Regions from separate parts of the Homo sapiens genome. Here region 2 is linked to region 1. A link is an interaction called in ENCODE POLR2A ChIA-PET data of the cell type or tissue named here. Cell type or tissue: PC-9. All regions are shown on one strand. Region 1 overlaps ZNF407 (zinc finger protein 407). Region 2 overlaps ZNF407 (zinc finger protein 407).

The links. ChIA-PET counts read pairs that join two places held together with the same protein. Peaks named below come from ENCODE experiments on the same cell type or tissue, not always from the same donor. Only the 100,000 strongest peaks of a DNase experiment are listed, where the experiment ranks them.
Region 2: POLR2A ChIA-PET joins it to region 1 with 10 read pairs; 4 of 35 experiments call an interaction of 5 or more read pairs at or near these places.

The regions. Positions count from the first base shown.
Region 1 is chr18:74,720,578-74,728,577 of GRCh38, forward strand. The region is part of intron 3 of ZNF407 (zinc finger protein 407); the gene reads left to right. Among named protein-coding and RNA genes, the nearest start is that of ZNF407, 130 kb to the left of the region's middle. In PC-9, no CTCF peak of the experiment used is centred here; no DNase peak of the experiment used is centred here.
Region 2 is chr18:74,835,925-74,843,924 of GRCh38, forward strand. The region is part of intron 4 of ZNF407 (zinc finger protein 407); the gene reads left to right. Among named protein-coding and RNA genes, the nearest start is that of ZNF407, 240 kb to the left of the region's middle. In PC-9, no CTCF peak of the experiment used is centred here; a DNase peak (open chromatin) is centred at 4,777.

The DNA.
Region 1 (8,000 bases):
CCAATGTCCTGAAGCAGTTCTCCTATGTTTTCTTCTGTTACTTTCATGATTTTGGGTTTTACATTTAGGTGCTTGATCCATTTTGAGTTGATTTTTGTGTAGGGTTAGAGGTGGGGGTCTAGTTTCATTCTTCTGCAAATGAATATCAGATATGCAGTTTTGCCAGCATCGTCAATGAGTGTTCTTGAAGTCTTTGTCAAAAAAATCAACTCTGTACATATGTGGATTAATTTTTGGGTTCTCTATTCTGTTCCATTGGTCTGTGTGTCTGTTTTTATGCTAGTACCATGCTGTTTTGTTAGTACAGATTTGTAGTATATTTTGAAGTCTGGTAGTGCGATACCTTCAGCTTTTTTTTTTTTCTTTTTCTTTTTCTCAGGATTGCTTTGACTATTCAGGGTCTTTTGTGGTTTCATTAACATTTTCAGAGTTTTTTTTTCTATTTGGGTGAAGAATGTCGTTGGTATTTTGATAGGGATTGCATTAAATCTGTACATTTGCTTTGGGTAGTATTGTCATTTAAACAATATTCTTATGATTTATGAACAGGAGATGTCTTTCCATTTGTTTGTATCCTCTTCCCTTTCTTTCATCACTGATTTGCAGTTTTCCTTGTAGAGGTCTTTCACCTCCTTGGTTAAATTTATTCCTAGGCATTTTATTTTATTTTATTTTGTAGCTGTTGTAAACGGGACCACTTTCTTGATTTCTTTTTCAGCTACTTCACTGTTTGTGTGTAGACATACTTCTGGAACAAGACAACGATGCCCACTCTTACCTCCCATATTCAAAATAGTAGTGGAAGTCCTAGGCAGGCAACTAGGCAAGAGAGAAATAAGTGGCGTCCAAATTGAAAAGGAAGGAAGTCACATTGTCCCTGTTTGCAGGTGACATCATGTTATATTTAGAAAAACCTAAAGACCCTGCCAAAAAATCTTGTAGAATGTATAAGTGAATTCAGTAAAGTTGCAGGATACGCAGTCAGCATACCAAAATCTATAGTGTTTCTGTGAAAAATTTTTTTTTATTTTCAAAATATTTGTCTCTAAATGTAAAGTGAGTCTCTTGTAGCTAGCACATACTTTGGTCTTTTGATGCAGTCTGAGAATCTCTTCTTTTTCACTTAGTGTTTATTACCATTTAATGTAATACCACTGGTTTGATTTATAGTTTCTGTTGTACTCTTTACCTTATGTGTTTTGCATTTGTTCTTCTTTTACTGCCTATTTTGTGTTAATATGAATTTTCTCCACCTTCTTTATTTGGGTATGTCTTTACTTCCCCTTTATTATTTAAATATAGTTTTGCTGGATGGAGAGTTCTTGATTGATACTTTGACCGTGTTATTCTTCTGACTTCTACCTTCCATTGTTTGTCATAAATCAGCTCTTAATTGTATTTTTTCTTTATATGGTATGAAGTTAGCTGTTCTTGTATGTGATGAAACTTTTTTGTTGCTTGTAGGATTTTCTCACTGTCTTTGTCTGTTTTTTTTTTCAGCAGCTTGATTATGATGTTTTGGGTGAAGATTTCTTAGTGTTTATGTTTCTTGATGTTGAACTTTTATCTGTAGATTACTGTGTTTCATCAAATTTGAGGAACTTTCAGCCATTAATTTTTTTTCTCTACTGCTTTCCGTATTTCTCGTAGGATCCTTACTGTACTTTTATTGGAATGCTTTAGATTTTTCCATAGGTCTCTCCGGCTCATTCTTAAAATTTTCTCCTTCTGTTTCACCTTTTTAAAAAAAGTTTTTAAAATAATTTTTGCGTGGAGATCCTCTCTAGTTGTCTTACTGGTTTTTCATTTATAGAATCTCCTTGCCACATTTCTTGCTAGCCTGTCAGTTGCTCAAGCATGGCTCACACTTCTGGGGTTGGCTGTGTGTCAGGATTTCCTCATTGGCTTTCTGTCAACTTTGTTACTTTTAGCTGACAAGGATGTGGGGTTTTGCCCTCACCCCAGATTTCTTCCTCCCTTCCTCACCTTGGCACAGAGCTCCAGTTTTTTGTTTCAGTCTTGTGTCAGTAAAATTACCATTCTGCCTCTCCAAGTTGAGGAGTTGGTGGAGGGAACTGTAACATCCCAGGCAGGCACCCCTCCCACCAGCTCTCTTACCCAAAACTCTAGTAGTTTTTCAAGATAAAGTGCTTTTCAATTTGTTGCTTTCATTTGATTTTCAGAATGTTGAAATTGTTGCTGTTGACAATTTTATGCAGTTTTATACTTATTTTTGAGATCTGTTGACCTCTTTTTGTGGCCAAACCTGCACGTTTCTCAGTGAGCCATTACCTCTCCCAAAGTTTCTTTTGTCACATTTTTCTTTCCCCTTTTCTGTTTTTCTACTTGAACTCTTTAATTAGTTGACTATGTGTTAGACCTCTTGTAATTATTTCTTAGGTACCCGAGCTTCTCTTTACCTTTTTTAGTCCATTTTTCTCCGTCTGTTCTTCATATTGGATGATTTTTATTGATGTCTTCAAATTTATTGATTCTTTACTTTGTCATATTCATTTAAGTATTAAAGCCCTTGTAAAACTTGGTTATTTTATTTTTGTTTCTAAAATTCTCATTGGACTTTTACAAATATACTTTTTTTCTTATTTGTTGAGATTTTCTTTTAAGCATATTTCCTTAACTTCATTAGCTATGATTATAGCATAATAGTGGCTCTGAAGTCCTTTTAAAATAATGCCAGCATTGTGTCATTTTCATTGCTCCTTTTTCCCTTTGGGATTTGGTCACATTTTTCTGGCTCTTGCTATGTAGAATACATTTGTATTGCATCTTGAGCATTATGAATTTTATGTTGTACGGACTCTGGATTATGGTATATTGTTTCAAAGACTGGGTATGTTTTCATTTTAGCAGACAGTTAACTTGATTAGCATCAAATAGCAACTGTCATGTCTGTAGAAGTCAGCTGCTTGTATCTCATTTCTGATAGTTAAGCTTTAATTGCCATCTGCCTTCTCTCTTCCTTGTTCCTACATGCTTTAGGTGTTCTGAGTTTATTCCCAGAATCAGGGCTCCTTTGGCTCTCCTTTATGGCTCTCTTTTACTTCTTATTCTCCCATGTCTGTTGTGTTGGAGCAGTTACCCTCTGATCCAGGAGTGCAGCTGGTTTTTCTGTTGTGAAAGGCTTCTTTCCTGATGCCTTCTCTCAGACAGTTCCAACTTTGGACATCTTCAGGATAAAGCCATCAAATAAAAGTGAGGAGGGTTTGGATATATTTGCATCATGGTTTGCTTCATGGTTTGGTTCTACTCCCAACCTCCAGCTTTTGTTTAATTTCCAGGACCTTCATACAGTTATTTAAAAAAAAATTTGGTCCAGACTTTTTAGCTCTTCTGGTGTGGGGCGGGGTGGGGGGGGTTTGTTTGGCAGAATCTCATTACTTCGTACCAGAAATGGAAAGTCTCTAGTATATTTATTAAAAATAGTTCTCACTATTATTCCCAAGGCATTATATGTTTATTGTGAGAAACTGGGAGAAGCTAATAAATTGCAATGAATATGAAAAAAATCACTTAATCTACTTTAAAAATTTTTATATAATTCTTTTGGTATTAGACAACTGAATGTATTGTACATAAAATTTTATTTTATTTTTTGTTCAAATTTATTTTTAATTGATGTAATAATTGTACATATTTGGGGATATAGTTTGATGTTTAAATACATGTGTACATGGTGAAATGTTCAAAGCAGGGTAATCAGTAAATCCCTACTTGAAATATTTATCATTTCTTTGTGGTGACAACATTCAGAATCTTCTTTTCTAGGTATTTTGAAATACACTATTATTAACTATAGTCATTCTCTTGTGCAATAGAACACCAGAATGTATCCCTCCTAGCTGCTTTGTACCCATTGGCCAGTCTCTTCCCATCTCTTCATGTCCTCCCCAGCTGCTGGTTACCACTTTTCTGCTCTCTACTTCCATGAGATCAACTTTTTTTTAAGATTTCTCTCTCTCTCTCTCTCATGCACACACACGTGAAATATATATGTGAAAAATATATATAGATTTAAAATCTGCTTTTGCACTACATTATGTGGGAAGTGCTTTCCTATGCCATTCAATATTCTTGGTAGATAGTTTTATGGCAGTGTAACATTCCATCTGTATGGAGATGACAGTTTATGACCATTTCTTAATGCTTTCCATGTTGGTTGTTCACAGTTTTTTGCCTTTATATATGACCAGTGGAGGACATCTTTGCATATATTTTTGTGCTCTTTTCATGTTATTTCATCAGGATAGATTCCTAGAAGTAGAATATTGGGTTTCAAAGTTAATAGTAATGTTTAAAGTTGTTATTACACACAATTAAAATGCTTCTCAGAAAATTTGATCAATTTAACATCTGTGAGGCTTCAACCTTTCAAGCTTTAACTTTAGATTTTTTGGCTTTTTCTCATTCGATGTGTGGGAACTCTCACAATCTGTTTTTGATTAACTGTTTATGTCACGCATGTTCCTACAGTTTTTTGGGTAAATTTTTACATCTCTTCATTTTCAAATGAGCTGTTTGTGTTCTGTACCTATTAAGTATGCCTTTTTTTTCTTTTGAGACAGAGTTTCACTCCTTCGCCCAGGCTGGAGTGCTGTGGTGCAGTCATGGCTCACTGCTACCTTGACCTCCTAGGCTCCAGTGAGCCTCTCAGCTCAGACTCCCTGAGTAGCTAGGACCACAGGCACACACCGCCACACCTAGACAATTAAACATAAAAACAGTTTCTAGAGAGATGGGTCTGCTGTGTTGCCCAGGCTTGCCTGATTGTTTTTAAAAATCAGCTTTTAAAACTATTTTATATAGATTCACAAAATTAAAAAAAATTAAAAACTATTTTTATGGGAGACGAGACAGAATCTATTTTCATGCAATTATAAAAGTAGTTTCTTTAGTATATCACTTTTTTTGTTTATCTCATTGAGTATCTTCATGTGTGTTACATCTTGTCATCTGCCTTGCAATCCAAAGTTTGTAAAAACTGGTGGAAAGTAACCAATAGAGTCTATTTTTATTTATTTATTTATTTTGTTAACAGTTGAACTTGGATTGAACCTTAATTTCAGTCTCTTAGAGTTTTTTCATATGGCTTAGGTCATTTTTTAAACTATAATACAATATGAAAAATTGCTTTCTTTTCATTTTTATGTTTTCATGTGTAGCTTGACATTTGAGCAGGTGATGTTATGTATCTGAAAGATATTTATAATATATTAAGCAATACTTGTTAATGTTTGGTTAAAACACGATAGTCACACAAAACTGATGCTTTCTCTATTATGCAACTTCTTTTTGTGGATTGGCCTATCGACATCCTTATTGGATGTTGATTTTTGCTTGGATTCTATTATGACTGTGTAATGTTTTTGATATTGCCTTGAGAGTTAGGGAGAATGGCAGGGAGATTTTACTTCTGTGATATTTCTGTAGACACATTGTGCCCAGCTATTGTAGGGGGCGATGGTTAAATAATGGTAATATACTACATATAGTGTATTTTTAGAGCCACTTTCTAGTTCAGTGACATGAGTTGCAATCTCTTTTTTTTCCCTCTTTTATTCAGCTGTCCCCTTCCACTCAGCTCCCACTGAAGATTCGTTGCATCTCAAGCTCTTAGATGTATGTAGACTGCCTCTATGCTTTCTGCATTGGATAATTATGGCTGAGAGTCTAGTTTAATTACAAGACCCCATGATGAATCATCTTATTAGATGTGTGCTTCCAGTTAATCCCTCACATATATTTACTATGTAGAGAACTGTATAGGACTGACCATCATGTCTGAATCATGAGAGCCAATAAGTTATGCCTAATATACTATGCATGGAAGGAATAACTTTACTTTTGATAATAAAACTGTAAAACAGAACAAAATATTAAGATGCATAAACCAATTTACATAGAAATATGAAACAGCAATGTATTGGGAAAAATTTTGGAATATGTATATATGTATTAACCTCAATTTACACATGAAGGAATTTCATTAACATGCCTTGTTTTGCTACCAATGATTGTTTTTATCCTATCTTGTCAGGATATTGTCAATTATGGTGTAACCTACATGTGGAGTTAAAGCATGGCCCACTAAGCAATCCTAATTCAGCTAGACATTGAATTATGAATCATAGGTTACTAAATTAGTACACATTAGTTTTCATCTCCATAGGGAGATATTTAAGTTTCAATTCTGCAGAAATCTAAAGATCCTGGATTCATTATGCTCAGTACTGAGTGCAGTGCTTTGGGGGCAGTGTCAGTTGTGGGGGTGTCACAGAGTCTTGGGCATGTGCAGTATTTCGGTGCATCTTATTGGAGGTGAGAAGATCTTTAGACATTTTCTAAGATAGTCAATCTGTGGACAAGTATAGGGCTTTTTTGCATTTTTTCCATGTCTTAATAGGAAACCAGAATCATTTAATAAATCATTCATCAACAATTAAGATTAATTTACTCAGTTCAGCTCTACAAATGTTGGGTTTCTATTATGTGCCAAGCACTTAGCTGGGTACTAAGATAAGTAAAGTGTGGTTTTTGATTTTCTTGATAGAACATAGAAAAACAACATTTAGATCATCATGAAAACGGTGAAGGATTCAGTGAGAGTTTTTAGACAGGATGTGTGAACCGAGGTCAAGTTCTCCTGTAGAACGGTGGTGAAGAGGACAGTAGGAAGAGAGTGAAGGAAGAGAGTGAAGGAGTAGGAAGAGAGTGAAGGAAGAGAGTGAAGGAGTAGGAAGAGAGTGAAGAGAGTTGAGCCCTCTTCCACCACAGCATCTCTCACTCATCCAGGTCCCTCATCCAGGTTCTGCTGGTTATTTGTTTTTTGGGTTTTGTGAAGATTATATATCGTTTGCGTTGAGTATTAGATAACAGTAGGTGGTCTCCGGGACACAGCCTGTAATGCAGTACATTGCTGTTTCTCTGGCAGCACAGGTGCGTGTTCAACACAGGGGCTCGAATGAAGTCTCCGAGTAGCTTTATGTTAGTGTTTTGCCACCAACTGATTAAACTTTGCATTTTCGTTACTTTTCAACTTTCAGAATTGTGAATAAGGGATTATGAACCTTCCCCGAATATATGTTAGGAGGGAGATGAGAGCAAAGGTATATGCAGATAGCAAGTCGCCATGCGCGGCAGGTAAGGAGTTTAGGATTCATCCTGCAGGTGATGGGGTTATTGAAAGTGCCGTCTGATGGCAAGCACAAAATGCATTTGAAGATGAAATCATTGAGCGTTTTGCACAGAGGAGTAGAGTGGCTCAGACAAGTCTCTTTTAAGAAGATACTTTAAATACCTGTGGTATCTAGGCTGGATTCGGACAAGAAGACAACAGGTGGAGATGCCAGTGATGAGCTTTTTGCTTCAGTGTGCTGGGGAGAAGGAGAGTGATGGAGGAGCGCCCTCTCCTACCGCAGCCTTCCTCATCCAGGACCCTTGGGGCAGATGTGGTTATTCATAGTTGTTGTTGTTGTTTTGGGTTTGAGAAAGGCTATATATTCTTCTAATATACATTAGAAAAAACTGCAGGATTTGGCCATAAGAGGGCTTGGATAAGAGTATAGCAATGGGGATGGAAAGAGAATATGACCTTGAGAAACATCAGAAGAAACTGCCGAATTTGACAATGAATTTGATATACGAAGTCACAGATAAACAAATTCAAGACAATCTCAGAGTTCAAAGTGAATAATTCAGAGACTGTTTCAGAAGTTAGTAGTAGGGAGAGAGATGAGGGTGTTAGGTTTGGGCTATTTGATGAATGAATAGTCACTTTCTGTGAGATGGACCATAGCCCAGATAGCCCAGAATGAAGGATGTGTGCTGGCAGCATGACACAAGGAAGAGTTTGTTTGAAACACAGGCTCTGGGGTTAGCCCTGGCAGTAACTAGCTTTACCTGCTTTTTACCTAGCTTTTTCACCTTAAAGATTATGATGTGCCTGCTGAGATTCCTTCTAGTGTTGATTGCCAGTGTGTTCA
Region 2 (8,000 bases), 120 kb after region 1:
GCAGTTTAGTTACAGCTGAATGTATCGCAGGCTAGTGAAGGAAACGGTGGAGAAGGGCTCCTTTGGGATAAGGGACCCTTATGGAAAAAAAAAAAAAAAAGAGGCAGGAAATTAGGGCACAATTAGATGTGTGCTTCTAGAAGCTTCGTGGGACCCAGTATTATGTAAGGAGTTAAGAAGTTTTAAATGAAGGACAAAAAATAGGTTAAAAACTTAAAGAAAATATTTAGTCATGCACGTTTTTTCAGAGAATTTGAGCATAAAACTTCAGGAGCCTGTAACTCAAAGCCCCTTGGCCACTCCTCAGCATCTCACACTCTCAGTGATCCCTGCCTCTTATCCACCTTTCTGCCCTCTCCCCTTTCCTCCGTGGAGCACTTATAACAGTTACCTTTATTTACATGTTTAAAATCCCCCTACCTTCTGTATTGGTGTTAGGGATGGGCTCTACCACTGTTTGCCCAAGCCTTGCCTTTTACTATTCCTTTGTTTGCAGGGAGCTGCTGTGTGTGTATTTGGGGAATGCCTGCCTGCTGCCCTTCCCGAGTGAGCCCTGCTCCCCCAGCACACAGCATGCTGCTTATTTCCTTTTTCTGGCACTGGTCCAGATCTGGCCTGGGCTTTGCCCTGCAGCTTCCCTGTGCCCAGTGTAACTGACTCAGAAGGAGGGTCGATGCCTCCGTTTCTAACCTTCCTCATTTTTTACAGATCTCTTTAGGTGTTTGATGGATAAACCGTCTGAGTTATAGTAAAGGTAACTATCATTGCTTCAGAGTGTGCCAAGGCCAGGCTGACTTCATCAGAGGCTTTGTGGAATGCTTTATTTCATTTAATCCTAACAACACGACTGTGAGTTAGATATCATTGTCATCATGTGCTTCCTAGAGGTGAAGTCACTGTGGCTTGACCAGGCTGAGTAACTTGCTCAGAGCCACAGAGCTAGTAGGCGGTTCCTCTGCATGGATCACCCACCGACCCCACTTGCCCTGGGGAAGCTTTTATTTGGGATCGAAGATCAGTGATGAGGCCCTTTACCAACCTGACTCAAGTGGAAATGTGCTACTGCAGAAGGCTGTCCCACATTAGATTCTGAATTTCCTTCCAGAAGAGGTCATTTTCCTGAGGATAAATAGTGGGACAAAAGACAATTAAAGATTCTTATTTCCAGATATCCTCAACCTGTCCTGGGAGAATAAAACCTACTATTAAATGTGTTGAAAGTGTATTTACACATGACTGTCTGATAAATGGTCACTACAGGGAAGTTTGCAGGAATTTTACTTTTCAAATGGGTTTATTCTTTTCTGAAAGAAAATAGTATATCCCCCTTTTGTTCGCTTTACTACTTTTCAAGACCAGATAACATGTTGATGATCATGGTATAAACCTACTAGTATATTTTCATTCTAAAGAATGGAACAATATAGAAAGAGTCACATACAAATTACTTGGAGAAAGATCATTCAGTGAGGCTTACATTAAAAAAAAAATCCAATACTAGATGTGAAATAATAATGCCTGTTAGTACTGGTAATATACTGATATCTTGTTATTGTTACATTAAAGCAAGATGAAATATCAACCACTTCTAATATTATTCATCAGGATGCTAAGAGTAACATGCGCTCATTGAACATTTTTAATTTTTCTTAATACTAGAAATTCTAATGCCTATCTTTGCTGAAGGGCTTTTTTTTTTCTTTTATGGAGTTTTAATTTTTCTTTTGTATGTAACCTTTTCTTTTTTGAGACAGGATCTCACTGTGTCACCCAGGCTGGAGTGTAGCTGCCTAATCTCGTTCACTGCAGCCACCACATCCTGGGCTCAAGCAGTCCTCCCACCTCAGCCTTCTGAGTAGCTGAGACTTACAGGTATCCACCATCACACCCAGCTAATTTTTGTATTTTTTGTAGGGATGAAATTTCACCATGTTACCCAGTTTGATCTTGAACTCCTGAGCTCAAGCGACCTGCCCATCTTGGCCTTCCAAAGTGTTGGGATTACAGGCGTGACCCACTGCGTCTGGAGCATTTGTGTAACTTTAAAAATACACAAAACTAGTCCAGGTCTCCCTTTACTGTTCACTACATTTTTTCAACATTATTACTTACAGATATTATGTATTCTTTCTTCAATTGATTACTCATATTGGCAGTTACTTTCGTATTTGTTGTATTTCTACCCCTGTTGTTTCTAAATACTTTAACAGGTATATTCCAGCTCTTGTTTTCCTCTCTACCCACTCCTTAAAATACATGTTTCCATTTCTATGCTTTTCCATCTGCCGTCCCAAGAATATATTTTTAGATAGGTGCTTAGGGAGACTCTATTAAAGAATGCATCTTCCAATATGAAGCTGTGATTCTTACAGTTATATACTGGGACCTGAGGACCTCATGCCACTGAATGTCCTTCCTGTACCAAGTTCAGTATACAATTAGAATGCGTCCTGTGTTCCTCCGCTGATACTTGATGTCGGTGCCTGTGAAGCTTTTACTCTGCCCCACTCCTTACAGGATGGTTTGGTTTTATGCCACTGTGGTCTTTTTCTTTTCTTCATTTCCCCCTCTCTTTTCATATCTACATTCTAATCTAGACAACTGTGTTGACAGTTCTTTCTAGGAAGATTTACAGCAGAATTATTTTCACTTTTATGGTAAGCTACTCAAAGTTTTTTTTTAATGTGTGTATGTACTTTATTAAAAGTTCTCTTTGCATTGCTTTGTTTTGGCTATTTTAATTCACAATAATTGGCAGTGACCTCTAATATATAAAGCATAGTTTTTTCCACAGTACACTATAGTTGTTGGAATTCCTTACTCAGTGAACCAAATGAGTATATGTTGGGCTATTTGAGTTAAACCAGATTGATTGCTTCAGATTCTTTTGTCTCATTTAAAATGGAGATCTTTTAGATGCTTTTATGTATAATTTCAAACTGTTTTGCAGCCATCAATCATCTTTTTTTCACTATTGATTATCTAGGAGTTATCTATTTTTAAATGGTTTATAATTTATATACTTCTGTTTCCTGTGCCATTAATTTCACTATTATTGAGTAGACTGTCTGCAAAGTTGGAGTTGAGAAAAAAAAATACATATATCTCTAAATACAGCTGTATTAAATGCTTGAAGAAACACCCTAAAACGGACAATTTCTTGTTTATCTATTGTATTTATACTTTCATGTATCATGCTGATAAGTGTAGTTGAGAGTTGTAGTTTGGACTTTAATATTGTATTTAAGAAATAATTTCATTGGTGCACATCTCTATTAGTAGGGAAAACAATTGCCATTGTACATTCAAAATTATTAAATTACTTACTATTAGAGGAACATAGAGTATCTGTCAGATTTCCTCCAGAGAAATAGAACCAGTAGAAGGTACATACACACACACTGGAGATTAATTACAAGGAATTGTGTTATGCGATTTTTGGGTAGCTAGGCAAGTCTGAAATCTGATGAGCAGGTTGGAAATTCTTGGACAGAACTGATGTTGCAGTTTACATGCAGAATTTTTTCTTCCTTATGGAAACCTTAGCTGTGCTCTTAGGCCTTTCATCTGATTGGAGGAGGCTGTTCAGATTACAGAAGATGAGAATGTCCCTCTCTTCAAGGCAACTGATTTCAGCTGTTAGCACATCTACAAATACCTTTAGAGAAACACCTGGATTTGTGTTTGATTGAATAACTTGGGACTATAGCCTCTCCAGGTTACTAAATGTAACTGACAAGAATCCATTGAAAATGCATTGCCAGTTGCTAAGCAGTGTGGATACCCACACTTTCAGGTACCCATACTGTAGGTATCTAAAAACTATGTGTGTATGTATTGAAAGAGCACATTTATGAAGATTTTACCAAGAGATTATGGGAATTAGTAATAAGGAATAGAAGAGGGAATAGGGAATGACATCAGTCATAGTGATATTTACTTATGGATACCAGGAAGAGTCAAAAAACAGAAAACACCGTTAGACTCTATAAAGCACGGAAGAGGACCTAAGGAAGCAAGTGAAGAATTTCTTCTTTTTCAAATTGAGTTTTGTGGGGAAATTTAATGTCCCCTTGAACATCATCAGCCCTGGCATATTAGATTAGGCAGAGATCTGAGATTCTAGACCAATACTCTTACTTTAGAACTGTACAGTTGGAAGTTGGAAACATGAAGACTTTGGAAAGATTCTGTCCTCTTCAATATACACATGGCTTTCGGGAAACCACACTTTCTTGGTCTTTCCCGTACCTTACTAGTAACTCCTTCTCTAGTCTCTTTTGTTGGTTCATCCTCTTCTGCACACACCATTCATGCTGGAAGATGCAGGACTTAGTCTTTGGCCTGTCCCAGGTTTGCCTCATTTTCTTAGGGGTCTTACCCAGTGCTGTGGCTGTCAGTGGTCTCTGTGGGCCAAGAACTCTCAAGTTGGTGATCTCGAGCCAGACCTTTCTCCCAATCCTCCAGGTCATATTTCCATCTGCTGATTTAGTCTCTCCATGTTGATGTCTAATAGGCATCTCAAATTTAATTTGTCCAAGTGGAAAAACTCGTTTATTCTTCACCACCTCACCATCCCTCCCACCCCAATCCACAAGTGCTTGCCTCTCTTACAGATTTTATTTTATTTTTTGAACATTGAGATAGATCTTGCTTGTTGCCCATGCTGGCCTTGAACTTCTGGGCTCAGGCACTCCTCCCACCTCAGCTCCCCGAGTTGCTGGCACTACAGGCATGCCCCACCACACCCGGCTGTAGACTTTCCTGTCCCAGCTGATGAGATCACCATCTTCCTGTTTACATAGGCCATAGCCTTTGTAGTCATCCTGGACTTCTGCCTCTCATAGCTCACATCCTATCTATCATGTTCAAAATAGATTCTGAATTTTATAGCTTCTCATCACTACAATCATCTGTTTGAATTATGCCAGTGGTCTCCTAATTAGTCCTCCCAACTAACTCCGTCTTCCCTCATGGGATCTCTTCTCAGTTTGGTAAACACATTGATGCTGAAAGTGAGAACACATGACTCATTTGCGCAGAGCTCCTCCCTGGTGCCTCAGTTCTCTTAGAGAAAACCCAGTGATGAGGTCTCTGTTGTCACCTCTCAGGCCCACCTTTCACCTGCTGTCTCTCTCCTGCACTGCTCCGGTGTGCTGGGCTCTTCGCAAGGCGTGCCCCCTCTTCAGTGCCCTTTACTATCTGGATTATTGCTTTGCCAGATTTTCTCATGTAGTAATGAGCTGAAACCAGCTCTTATAAGGTGGGCCAATTGTTAAACTTTAAGGAATTTTGTGAACTGGTTGCCATTCTTTTCGTAGGCTGAAATGGGCCACGGTGGAGGCTTTTCACCATAGGAATGAGCAAGCCCTGCATATTAGTTCCTCACTCCACCCCCAGCCTCAGGGGGGCTGCTAACTGTTTACCACCAGGTCACCCTCACGGCTGATCATTACCCTTCATCCCTTTGCTCACCGCTTCCCTTCTCAGTGAGGCCCGTCCTTACTGTTGAATTTAAAGTTGGCGGTACTCCCAAACCTCCTCACCCTGCTCTGTTGTTTCCAGCAGCACTTGTTATTTTTAAACATGCTATGTGAGTGTGTGATTTATGAACTTTTGTTTGCTATTTATCACCTGTGTTCACCCAGGTGCCCACCACAGTGACTGCTACGTAAAAGGCCCTTAGTGAATAAATGAATTGAAAGGTTGTTGCTAATGATGTTAATTGTAGAATCATTTCAAGGCTTCTATGCCAGGTACTAAGAGAGAAAGGGATTTGTTTGTGTGTTTTGTTTTAGAGCAACACTGATGAATTTGAGCCATGTGCATAGATTTTAGGAAATTCCGTGATGAAACTCATGAAAAAGAGGTATAGTCAGTCTTCTAGGTTATCCCTAGACTCAAGTATCCAGCTTGCTTTGTAAAAATGTCAGCGTCATTAGGAACTATGAATCCTTCATGTTATCTCCTACGTTTGTACCTTATTACTAACGTTGCAGTCCTAAAATTGTGAACTTTCTTTTTCGTGAAAATTTACATTTTGGATTACAGTTTAATATTATGTTCCTGAGGTGAGATTCATAGTCCTTATTCTTAAGATTAGATTAAGATAGCTTAGTCTTACATGATTTAGATTTCTTTGGTCTTTGTGTTATTTTGGTCAGACATTTATGCATTAATATTTTTTGGAAAGGTTGCCTAAGATTTTTTTATTCTGTTGGATACTAGGCTGTAGGCTCTTTCAGATCCTAGCTTACCTTATTCATGGCTAAATTGCCCGCACCACTTAGCAAATGTGGTAGAAACGACAGGTGCCTAATAAAAGGATCTTTGATTTAACTCAGTAGCCAATTTCACTTTCTTTGTGTTGGCCCATAAATTTACAGCCTCTTTGAAACTCCATTATAACATTGTTAAGTGCACTTCTCATATTTGAAGTAAATTATTTTATAATTTGCTTATATAAAACAAAGTATTTCAAAAATTTTTAAATTCCTACTACTGTGTTTAAATCTTTTTAATAATGATTTATGACACTTAATGGAGTAACAATATTGTTCATATTGATGCTTTCAGCTGCGTTTCCTTCTATCCTCGTATTGTTCCTTGTTAGGTCATTAGTTTGTTTTTGAAAAACAGTGACGCCTTTTTGACCCTGGAAGTTTTTCCCTAGTGATGTGTGTGTGTGTGTGTGTGTGTGAGATTCCTTTTCATTTTCTTTGACCTGTTGAGTGTGTCATTTAGACAAATGTTTGCTTATTTTATATACTATATTGTTCCCTTTTCGGCTATGCTATTTATTTATTTATTATTTTTTGAGACAGAATATCGCTCTGTTGCCCAGGATGGAGTGCAGTGTTGGAATCTCGGCTCATTGCAACTTCTGCCTCCTGGGTTCAAGTGATTCTCATGCCTCAGTCTCCCAAGTAGCTGGGGCATGAACCAACACGCCCAGCTAATTTTTGTATTTTTAGTAGAGACAGGGTTTCTGCATGTTGGCCAGGCTTCTCTCGAACTCCTGACCTCAGATGACCTGCCCGTCTTGGCCTCCAAAGTGCTGGAATTACAGGCATGAGCCACCGTGCCTGGCCCTTCTGTGTTATTTAATACTAACTTTTCATGGGCTCTATAGATATAAGTATGTTTCTCACATCTATCCACTTAAGGAGTTGAGCTTCCTGCATGAGACATAGTAATGCTTAACCAAAAATACTTTGACGAATGAGTATATTGGGCATATGTGTTTTATATTTCTATTTTTTGTAGTATTTTCTCTTAATTACTACTTTTTGAGTGCTTCCTGCTTCATCTTCTTTGGAAACTAACCCTGTTAAAATAAACCAAATATTTATATAAATAAAACATATGTAAGTTCTAAACTTTCTATATTTCTAGATCGTTTATATTTATTCAGTCATATTAAGATTACAGAGTTAAAAATGAAAAATTGCATAGTTTTTACCTTAACACAAATTTGATTCCAGTGGAGACATATATATATCTTCTCTTAGAATAAAATGAACAAAAGTGTACCTTATCCACACTTCATCTTTACTTTTTCATTTGTTTAAAAATGATGATTAAAAGTGTATTACAGAAGATAACAGCACAATGAAAGAATTCTCTTACCTATATGCTTCCTATGCATGGGACTAGCAAATCTGATCTTATTTAATACTATGATTTATTCTCAGTGTCTGTAAACTTATACTCATACTGGAGGGAATGAGATTATGCTTGGAGAATCCCAAAATCTTGCTTTAATTTTTTTTCCTTTTTCTGCTATCTTGGTTTATGCTAGAACTATGCAAGAAATATGTATTGAATTTATCAAGAGTACACAGATCTTACCTTACAGCATAACAGCAGCCCCTTGAAGGGATAAGCCATGTTCCACTTGTGTTTATTTATCATAACCTCATATAGTAAATGTATGATTTTATATAAAATCATATTTATATAGTTGTCTTAGTAAATGACTGGAAAAAATTCCAACTTTA